Regions from separate parts of the Mus musculus genome. Here region 2 is linked to region 1. The links are chromatin loops, found by intact Hi-C in ENCODE. Cell type or tissue: left cerebral cortex. All regions are shown on one strand. Links, peaks and the distances in the headings refer to the core of each region. The heading gives the core; the rest is flanking DNA.

Region 1 (5,073 bases), core at 609-4,608:
GGTTTTGCAGACTCTGATCTGAAATCCCTTTTCTTTCTTTCACACATAGAAAAAAATGTGTGAATAACATTTTTATGAATAAAATCAACCAACTGGGGTTTATTCAGTTGTCAAACAATAGCCAATAAGGGACACAACTAAGAAGCGAGTGCCTTTCTGCTCCTCAAGATAGTGCATCTCATGAAATACCATTTACCAGTGCTTAGTAATGTAAGTGGCCCTCCCCCTTAATCATCCTCACTTTCTGTCACCCAGTAGTCTTTGTCCTCCACCCAATAACCTTCAGCCTAGTAGAGACTGAGAAATGACTCCTGTTTGCTGATGACCACAAGGACTTGTTAGACGGGCCTAATAGACAGGGTTCTGTGAGTTGGCTAGAGGCAGTGTTCTGTTTGAAGATGACAGGGGTGTGGTGGATACCTGTTATTAGTCATCTTCGAAAGTAGGTGGAGCCTGGGAGAGCCTCTCACCCTGGAGAGCCACCTCTTTGCTTCAGGGGATGGTGGTGACCATGAATACATTGTGAGTCACTCTCCAGGAAATAGCAAGGCTAGGAGGCCAGGAGAGAAAGCAGGCTGCTGGAGATTCCTGGACCATTCCACCAGCCTGGAGGGGATGGAGAGCAAGCATCCCAAAAGGGAAGTAGGAGCAAACTTTAGTTTGTGGGATCTTGACTCAAGGCATCTACAGGCGTGCAGCAAGAACAGGGCTCTGAACCACGGCTCTCGGCTTGTTTTAAATCCTCCGTCTCAGACACGCCCCAGCTTTTGGTGCACTTTGTTGTTATCATTTGTTTTGCTTTTATCCAGTGAATTGAGCTTCGAGTAAAGGACCCAAGGTCATCTCCCTGTTTGGGGAAGATTTTGAAAAGAACAAGAGCAGTGTATGCCTGGGTAATTCTGTAGTTCAGAGTGGTGGAAGCTGACATAAACCCCAGAGAGGCCAAGGAAAAAGTAAGCATGAAGAGGGGGGAAAAATTGTCCTCCAAGTTGCACAGGTGCTCCTGGCACTGCCTCTAATCTTACACAGTTTTGGGAACCTTCATGACATAGTCTCCACCAGGCTATGATCAGTAGGTCTGGATAGTAGCTGAGGGTCTGCATCATAGATGGCTTGGAGACTGCTCGTCTACAGATCACACTCTTGCAGCGGCAATGTTCTTCATGAAGCATCAGTTTTGCGTCAGATTCAGTATATGGTGGAAATCTGAAAGGGAGGGAGAAAATGTCAAAATGCTGTCATCAGGGAAGAATGTATCACTTCAACAAATTCTTGGACACATCACTGCAAAGAGAATGACTGAGGAAAGAGTCAGTGGGTGTGTCCACCAACAAGGTTCTTTCTTTATCCTGATACTTAATATGATTTGAAGGATGACCCAAAATCTTACCTCCACCTGGTATCCCTCTGCCTTACCCAAGCATCGCAAAATCCAATCATGAGAAACAGCTACATTTTATTTTATTGCTTGCTCCATTTTCACAAGAGTGTCCCACTTAAAACAGCTGCTCTAAGATATCAAATGATTTGAGGGAAACGAAAATGAGCTCTGTGATCGAACTAATTAAGGACAAAGGGAGGCGTAGGAGGTTGAGAGCATCTTCGTACTTGTTGACTCTTGAGAGTATGCCAGCAGAGCTTCGGGAATCACTGAGAGTGGCCAAATGCTGCAGAATGCCTTTCCCATGTTTGACTGAAATTGCCTTCCTGTTCCTCAGTTTCTCTCTGATGTCCTTCTTTTCTTTCCTCCTGTATTAGCAGTTAAGTGAAAATTCAGTATCACCAAATACTGGGTGCTGGGGGACTATTTTGAAATTGTCAATATTATAGGCAGGACAGGAAAATGAGTATCACATAAAAATGATGGAAAATTACCTGTGGGAACCATTCAGAAAGTTCTTTAAAAGTGACAAATAAGCCAACAGAACTATATTTATGGGCCAATAAACAAAGCATTAACTTCTATGACCCCATGTTAATGTATTTTTTAAATTATCTCAAATATAAAAATCTTTCCCCAGTAAAGTTGTTTCTTCAACACAAACAAAATCCCTAGGAGAATATCTAAAATTATCCCTGATGGCTATCTTAATCTGTTTTCTGTTGCTATAACAAACCACCTGAAGATGCTTAATTTATAAGGAAAGATACTTATATTGACTCTTGATTATGAAAGCTGGGAAGGCAAAAAACAAGAACCATGCTTAGGAGCCAGGAGAGAACATGGATTACCACACTTCACAGCAACATATTCTTAGCACAACTAATCAAGGCCTTGTAGTGTGATCCCCTTATTGGAAAAAGGCCTTACCTCATCCAGCCAGGTCTCTTGCCCTGTGACACAGACACTTTCCACAAGTGCCCACTCTCAACAGCACTGGACAGAGGGACACCCAACATAAGAATCTGTAGAACACACAAACTGTAACCGTGCAGTCATGACTCTAAAACTACACAGCCATTACAAATCCTGTGAAATCAGATAGAAATATTCTTGCTATTGGTTATTGGACCAGACTGATTGGAGCAAGTAGGCAATGTGTGTCACGCCTCCTTCAATCCCTGACCTTTGTAAATGATTTGGGAGCCTCTTCTCTGTTCGGTGAGGTAGAGTCTCCTGTACATTCCATAATCCAGCCTTGCTTTGAAAGTTAATAATTATGCAGCAGTGAGTTCTGGGCACAAGCCAAACCATATGACATTCTACTCTCCTATTTGATTCCTGCCACTTCCATGGTCAAACTCCGAACAGTCTCCTGGAGGACAAGAGTCATACTTAGTATCCATGGGTCCCAGGACAAGTAGGATAGCCCAAGTAAAATTACATGGTGTCAGAGCCATGAGAAAGATGAGGAACCTTCAAGCCTACCCCTGAACTTATTTCCAAACATAAGATGCCTTTAGTTTTGGAGTTGTAATAGATAACCAACTTATAACATGATATGAAAAGAAGAACAATCACACAAATAAAGACTTGGGTCATCATGTCAAATAATTAGAAATTGTGACCAAAGAGAACAGAGTTCATGAAAATCTGATGGATGCCTGTTGTAAGCTGCAATCACATGAGAATACTGAAAAGCTCTGCTCTCCCTATGTTATGTAGTCAAAGTCTTTAGTGTGTGTGCATTAGTGCCATGTTTGCTTGCTATAAATATGCCTCACTTAGAAGCACATACAGGCAATCTATTAAGGATTAATCCAAGAAAAACATTTTCAAAATTAACCAGTGTGTTAAAATGACAAAATTTTTTTGCCATGATATAAATTTTCACAATTGTCAAAAACATTCTACTAAGAAGCATATATGAGCCAGGAGTGGTGATGCACACCCTTGTCCAGCATCCAGGTGGATGAGACAGGAGGACTACAAGTTTGAGGTAAAAAGATGAAGTGTGAAAAGGAGAGATGAAATGAGAGGACAGGATCTTGGTCTTGTGAAGGCTCTATGCCCCAGTGTAGGGGAATGCCAGGACAGGGAAGCAGGAGTGGGTAGGTTGGTGAGCAGGGAGGAGGGGGATGGGATAGGGGGTTTGGGGATGGGAAATGAGGAGAGGGAATAAAATGTGAAATGTAAATAAAGAAAATATCCAATAAGAAAGAATTGAAAATAATAGTAAATGGTTATGATGGGAAAAAGAAAAGAAAAAAGAAAAGGAGAGATGAGGCTTCCCTACAATCTGGTACAAAGCTAACCATCATAAGGAATACAAACCACCTTCCTCAAATGAACTAATATATCTTAGCATTAGTCAGCACAGTTCTCTCTGTGTCCTATATTCCACAGGAATTTGCCACAAGAAAGTGAGCTGTGGTTTCAGCTCAAATGGTTGCTTCGAAATCAGAGCAAACAGGATGCAATCCTTCAGGTGCTTACAGAGGCAGTCACAGGAGGACCACATCGTCCTGGGATGAAAGCTGTTTTATTGTGTATTAAGAAAGACTTTTGAAAGTCGATACAAAACAGGAATAGAGACTTTGTAGTTACCCCAAAGCTTTCATTGGAGAACCTGCAAAGATTTTATTGACCCAGAGCTTTAATTTCCACAGCCTCCTGGGGGTAAATGGCAGGCTTCACTGTCCCCATTTACCAGGTAGAGAAGCCAAGGATGGAATAGATACTGGGTACTTTTTTTTGGGGGGGGGGGGTGAAAAACACCAAACAAGTGACAAATAAAACCATTTTTTCCAAACTAAAAAATAATATGATTTTAAGATATACATATATGTTTGTGCATACTTAAAGGGCACATTAAAAAACATGTAACTATAAAATAGGGATGCTGGTATTCTTCCCAAAGACTCTTAGATGGTTTCTAGAGTAAGTACTCGCAGCTATTCCCTATCCTATTCCCATGTATCCCACCACTCATTTTATATATATATATATATATATATATATATATATATATATATACACACACAATTACTGTGTGTCAATTCAAATATGCATTAATTAGAAAGAAAATAGAAGTAAACATTCCAGGCTGTGAGGAAATACTATCTATAATAAACCCAAGTAACTCCATCACTTAACTTTGAGTTCCTTTAGCCCAGTGGTTCTCAACCTTCCTAATGCTGCAAATCTTTAATATTGTTCCTCACGTTGTGGTGAGCCCCCAACCATAAAATTATGTTTGTTGATAATTCATAGTCTCCATACTGTTATGAATGATAATGTAAATATCTGATTTGCATTCTATCTGATATGTGACCTCTGTGAAAGGGTTGTTAGACAGGTTGAGAACTACTCCCTTAGCCTGAGTGTGGTCAGTGGTGTGTGGTAAATGGTAGCACATACATTGAAGTGCAGACACCCTGCAAGGAAACACGTGGGAAAATTTCCAAAAGACATTCATGCCCTCAATCTTCTATATTACTGCCTCTTCTCCACTTTTATCATCTTTTTCTGCCCTCTCTTCTCATTGCTAGGGATCCATAGTTGGCTTTTAAACATCAATTTTCCTTAGTCATTAATATACCTTGTCCTTCTTTTGCCCACACTATCACTCTTATGACCATTTGTCCCATAGACAACAGACAGTCAACATTTCTAAAGCTGTGGTTAGGATT
Region 2 (5,073 bases), core at 771-4,770, 160 kb after region 1:
CTCGAGGGTGAGAGAGAGGCGGGTGGAAGAGGATGAGTCATGCTTCCACCTTGGGAAACTGGTGCTGTGATGATGACATATTCCCAGACCACCCAGACCAACTGAGGAGTGTCAGGGTTGAGGGAAGATGTTAGTGTAAGCATGGACACACATTGCATTTCTGTGTCCCAGAACATAAATGTCACAGAAAACTAAATAAACTAAATTAAAACAGGAAGGTGAAAAATATGTCTTTAATCTCAAGGCTAAACAGATTGGAAAATATTAGCCTGTAGATATTTTAAAACAGGTGCATTGATGGGATCATTTAGAGTACGCAGAGGTAAGAGAAACAACATGGAATTCCAGCCTGAAAAGATGCACAGAGAAAAAGGCAGACCGTAGAAATCAAAGGGCTAAAACGTAAGAGGAGATCAGAACCTACAGTTGGAGAGAGAAAGTCTGGAGACTGTCAGTAGAGCAGAAGCTGTCTGTGATCATTTGAGGCTCATTTAACCTTTCTCTCTTAATCCCAAAACAGAAATAATCGGGCTCATGTAAAGGATGAACCTGGCTGCTGGACACCTTATAATGAGAAACAAGCATGTGGAGGCAAGGCACGAGCCGGCATGTGCTGTTCTTCCTGAACTGGCTCAAGGACTCTGGGAGTTAGGTTCAACTCCTCCATTTGCTCAAGCATCTCAATATTCCTATGACTGAAGGCTGATGTTCCAGCTCTAGGCGCCTAGGATTCACGGTTATCTTTTCTCTGCTCAAAAATCCTACGATGCTTTATCTATTTGTTCTTGATCCTACTGATGCCTAGAATTATCTTCGCTTGCTTTGGGATCCTAAGTAGCATTAGTACGGCATTTGGGAAGCTGCTTACAAGCAAATGAAGAATTGAGAGGTACATAGTCCACCATCTCTACCTACCACTGTTATTTCCTATGTGGGTCTTCATCAAAGCAAGGGACCCTTTCTTCAATGCATGTTCTCAATGTATCAGGGCCTTGTTTAGGAAATGAGGCTGCTGGAGTAAACATACCTGATAGTGTATTTTCCCTGTGGGTTTCAGGTCTAATGTATAGGGCAGAAATGTTTGTTAGTAAGTAGTTTGTTAGGCATAGAAAAAAAAAATTACACAGCCTATGAGGAACAGGGAGCCTGAAAGGGGGTGTAATTTTACATCATGTTGGGGTGAGGGGGCAGAGAGGCTAGTACTGAGTAATGAACCTGAGCAGTAGTCAGAATCCTCTAGAGAGCCAGGAAGGATAGAGTAAACATGGTTAATAGAGGGGATGGTTAGATTGGCTTCCCTGATATGGGATGGGTAGTTCAATAATGGCTGTTTGCTGTCTGGAGATGCTGTGAACCTGGTAGTTAGCTGTTTGGTACACAAGGTGAGATGCCATCTCAGCATGCCTAATCTACTTGCTGAAGGTGAGAGAATCCTGGAGAGTTGCTAGTCCCTGTGCTTGTGGGAAGTCTGAAGACACTGGGATGGGGTTTGTGAAAGACAGTAGTCTCATGGCGGGAGCAGGGCAGATACATGCACAAGCATAGGGGGCAGGTGGAAAGCACCCTTCACATCTCTAGAACTCTTTGTATATAGGACACTTCTAGAAGGTACTGCCTACTCTGGGAAAGGGTCTTTGCCCTCATTTAAGCCTTCTAGGAAATACTCTGCTAAGTTTGTCCAGAGCTCTGTCTCTTCATTGATTCCAGGTCCAATCAAGTTGACAACCAAGATTAATCATCACAAGCAGAGACTTAAAATAAGTGAAAGAGAGGCTTAGAAAAGACGGAGTGAGCCTGTTGGTATTAGGGGCTGATACTCTAGACAATGGAGACTGCGAGGTCAATGAGCTAAGAGGACTTGGCCTGATTTGTTTAAAATAATCACCCCATTCTAGGTCAGGAGGAGGTAAGGGGAATCAGGGGGAACCTTTGGTTATTAAAAGCATTCACTTATTCTGAGAAAGTATACTTAATGGGATTGACATGATGTTTTCCATCTTGAAAAGGGCATTTCGACTAATGTTTACAGTGAGATTATAATTTTAGAGTATTGGGAATAGTATACACTGCAGCTCACTCCATCACGTTCTTCCAACTGGAGACTTAGAAGATGAGAATACCGATCTAGGGGAAAAAGAGTGGTGCCCTGGACCAGATTGGTTGTGGTTGGAGTGTTCAGAGGTGAACTCTGGCAATAGCTTAACAGTTGGAGAAGCAGTAAGTTCTGATGATTTATACACGGTACAGATTGGGACATCAAGACTGGCTTCAAGGCTTTTGACCTGAGCAAATGCAATGGCAATTTGAGGTGTCTCTGAGCCATTCGCTTGGACATTTAAATAGGTACCAGTAAAAAGCAGAAGAGGGAGAGTAACCAAAGAGGAAGAACCAAAACTCAAGGGGCTTGGGTTTTGTTTTTCAATGATGGGAAGTGGTGACTGATATATTTTGTGTACCTGGGAGTGTTTCCAAGTGAGCAGAGAGATGATGATAAAAGGGAGGAAGACCTATTGAAGCTAGGACTTGAATAGGAGGGAGTAGGTGTGTCAGTGGAGGACCTGTCCTTAAGCAGGTAGCTAGGCCATCCATTGTAGCAAGTAGGAAAGTCAGGTGTCCATGGACAAAGGCAGACCTCAGGTGACTGCCTTCCTTTCTCAGTGAAAGAAGCAGTCAGGTATGCAGCTAAAGGTAAGACTAGGGGAGAAGTTCTGATAAGAGGTTTAAGATAGAATAGAAAGTACGATAAGGTCTTTTATGACTGTGGCCTTTTGGATTTTGTATCAATATGTATTTATGGATCTTAAGAATTGTGATTTGAACTCATTTGGATACATTTAAGCTAAAAACAGAATTCTTTGCACCCTCCAAGAATAAGGATTGCTTAATAATGTCTTTTAGTTGCACAAACATATGTGGGTTTGGGTGTATATAAAGTGGAAGCAAAAATATACATTTTAGTGCTTGCCCAGGATAGTGGGAGGGAACAAACGAACTGCTTATTTTGACTTAGGTACATCTGAGATACCAAGAAGTACAAATCATATTTAGCTAACAGAGAACAAGGAGTTATCTACATATCTAAGAAGATGGTGCTTATAACATCTAATCTTAGTCTAGCCTGAATCAACCCTTTAATTAATGGTCATAGAGTAAACATATTTTCAGATGAAAACAAGACCATAATATAGACTCCTAAAATCTGAGTTTGGAACCTATTGTAAGGCTACAAGCCCTTCACTTCCAGTACCAGCACCCACCTACACGTTACAGGAAACCTTTCTCTCTGGACATTTTCACACATGAGAAGCTCAGCAACTCCAAAGCTTTAAAAGTCAGAAAAGAACTTCCCCTCCTGTGAAAAATGGGGCCTTCAAAACCCTCTCCGAGGTGTTGAACTTGTGAGTAGAGGACATGGCAGATAGGATTTAGGATCTGTTGCATGGAAAATGAAGTTTGACCTCATGAATAATGACAAACGGGATGGCTCTTGTCCAGTTCAAGAGGGCTGTCAGTCCTTTGAAACAAAACCTTGCACTTAGAGCACTAAGCAGTCTTGTTTGTGTTCAAACACTGGTGCAGAAGGGCATTGAGGAGAATTTCAATAAGGGCTCTCCCTTCTCTGTCCTGGGCATAGACTGAGCTAGGGGGTGCTTACTGAAACTTTTTTCCAATCAAATACACTCTTACTTAAGAAAAAAAAAACACAACTACATCTGTTCTTAAGACTTCGTTGGCCTTAGTTCCTTATTGTATGCTTTATCCCTGTAAAATATATTAATACTATCTAAATCTTTGAGCTAGAAATGGACATTTGGGGAAAGGTTGAGACAGACTGGCATGAAACTTCTGTTGACATCAGCAATTCTCCTGCCCCATCCCCCCAAATGCTTGGATCACAGGCATGGACCTCACTGACACTGATAACTTATTGATAACTTTTAATTCTAATGTATGCTGCCTTTTACATATTGTAATTTAAAGGAAGCACTTTTCCAGATCAATATCTACCTTGTTTGTTAAATATGCTATTGAGATTAACTTTTAAACAACATTCTGCTTATCATGCTAATTTCTGAAGTAAATGAATTTTATAAAATATGTTTTTGGGAAACTTAGCTTATTAATCACACATAGATCTTATAAAGTATTTTCTTTTTGAAGTGCTGTTCTCTTTTTACTGATTATTTGACTTGCATACTTTTGAAATAAGATGAGGAACCAAATTCAACTGACAGGGGCTTCAGAAAGACATCTACCTAACTTCCTTAAGAGACTAGTAAGTTACAACATCATTAGTCCAGTCTGAATCAACTTTCTGCAAACTGTTGAGATTTCAGTAGGTATTTCTGGAATCCATTCAGTAATTTCAGTTTTCTAAGCACCAGGAAAACTTAAAAATAAAAACTAAGAACATACAATTCTTTATTATGTCGTGTGGATCAGTTATCATTGGACTAAACAGTCAAGTGTGGTTTTCTCTGTGTAAAATGTTCCTGTGGGGAGGAATTACACTGGATTAAGTCCCCATCCAGCGCTCCTCTGTCTACATGGAAAGCCTTTCCCCTTCCACTTTACAAGCCTCAACAAGTCCGCTGCTGAGTCACAATCTCCTTTCCCCCCTGATGTGAGAAATCTTTCTCCCTTGAAAATTAATAAAGCTTCGGAAATGTTCCGATGAGAGTCTCCCGGGGGAAGGAAGCCAGAAAGAACTTGTAGAGGAGGAGTCCGGCACCCCTGGGTTGTGGTGACAGCGCACCCAGGGCTTGCAGCAGCGGGGCCAGGAGGAGCTGGTCTCAGAACCTACTCAGAGCTCTCCTGCGCGAGTAACCACGCAGAGCCCTGTCGGCTCCCAGACTTTGTTCCCCTTGCTGAAGTGGAAATGTTTGCTGCAAAAGGCGCCGGTGTTTCGCGTTTTACTCTTAAAAAACAAACAAAAAAAAATGCCTTCCAGCGGTGGCAAGGGTGGGTGACAGCACGCGCGGCTCGCACCCGACCACAGAGCATGGGACCTTCTAGAGTCCTGCAAGCTTAGCGCCCTAGTCCTGCTAGCAGGTCTGGGACAGCGGCACTTCA

The links. Peaks named below come from ENCODE experiments on the same cell type or tissue, not always from the same donor. Only the 100,000 strongest peaks of a DNase experiment are listed, where the experiment ranks them.
Region 2: it touches region 1 in a loop (2.3-fold over the local background); 1 of 42 quality-filtered maps calls a loop at or near these places.

Annotation. Positions count from the first base shown.
Region 1 is chr5:43,072,087-43,077,159 of GRCm38, forward strand. No RefSeq gene overlaps it. Among named protein-coding and RNA genes, the nearest start is that of Gm43700, 36 kb to the left of the region's middle. In left cerebral cortex, for the core only: no CTCF peak of the experiment used is centred there; no DNase peak of the experiment used is centred there.
Region 2 is chr5:43,227,769-43,232,841 of GRCm38, forward strand. All of the region lies in intron 1 of Gm7854 (predicted gene 7854), which reads right to left. It also overlaps a transcript of Cpeb2 not described here. Among named protein-coding and RNA genes, the nearest start is that of Cpeb2, 2.9 kb to the right of the region's middle. In left cerebral cortex, for the core only: no CTCF peak of the experiment used is centred there; a DNase peak (open chromatin) is centred at 2,977; H3K4me3 peaks cover 444 bases; H3K27ac peaks cover 473 bases.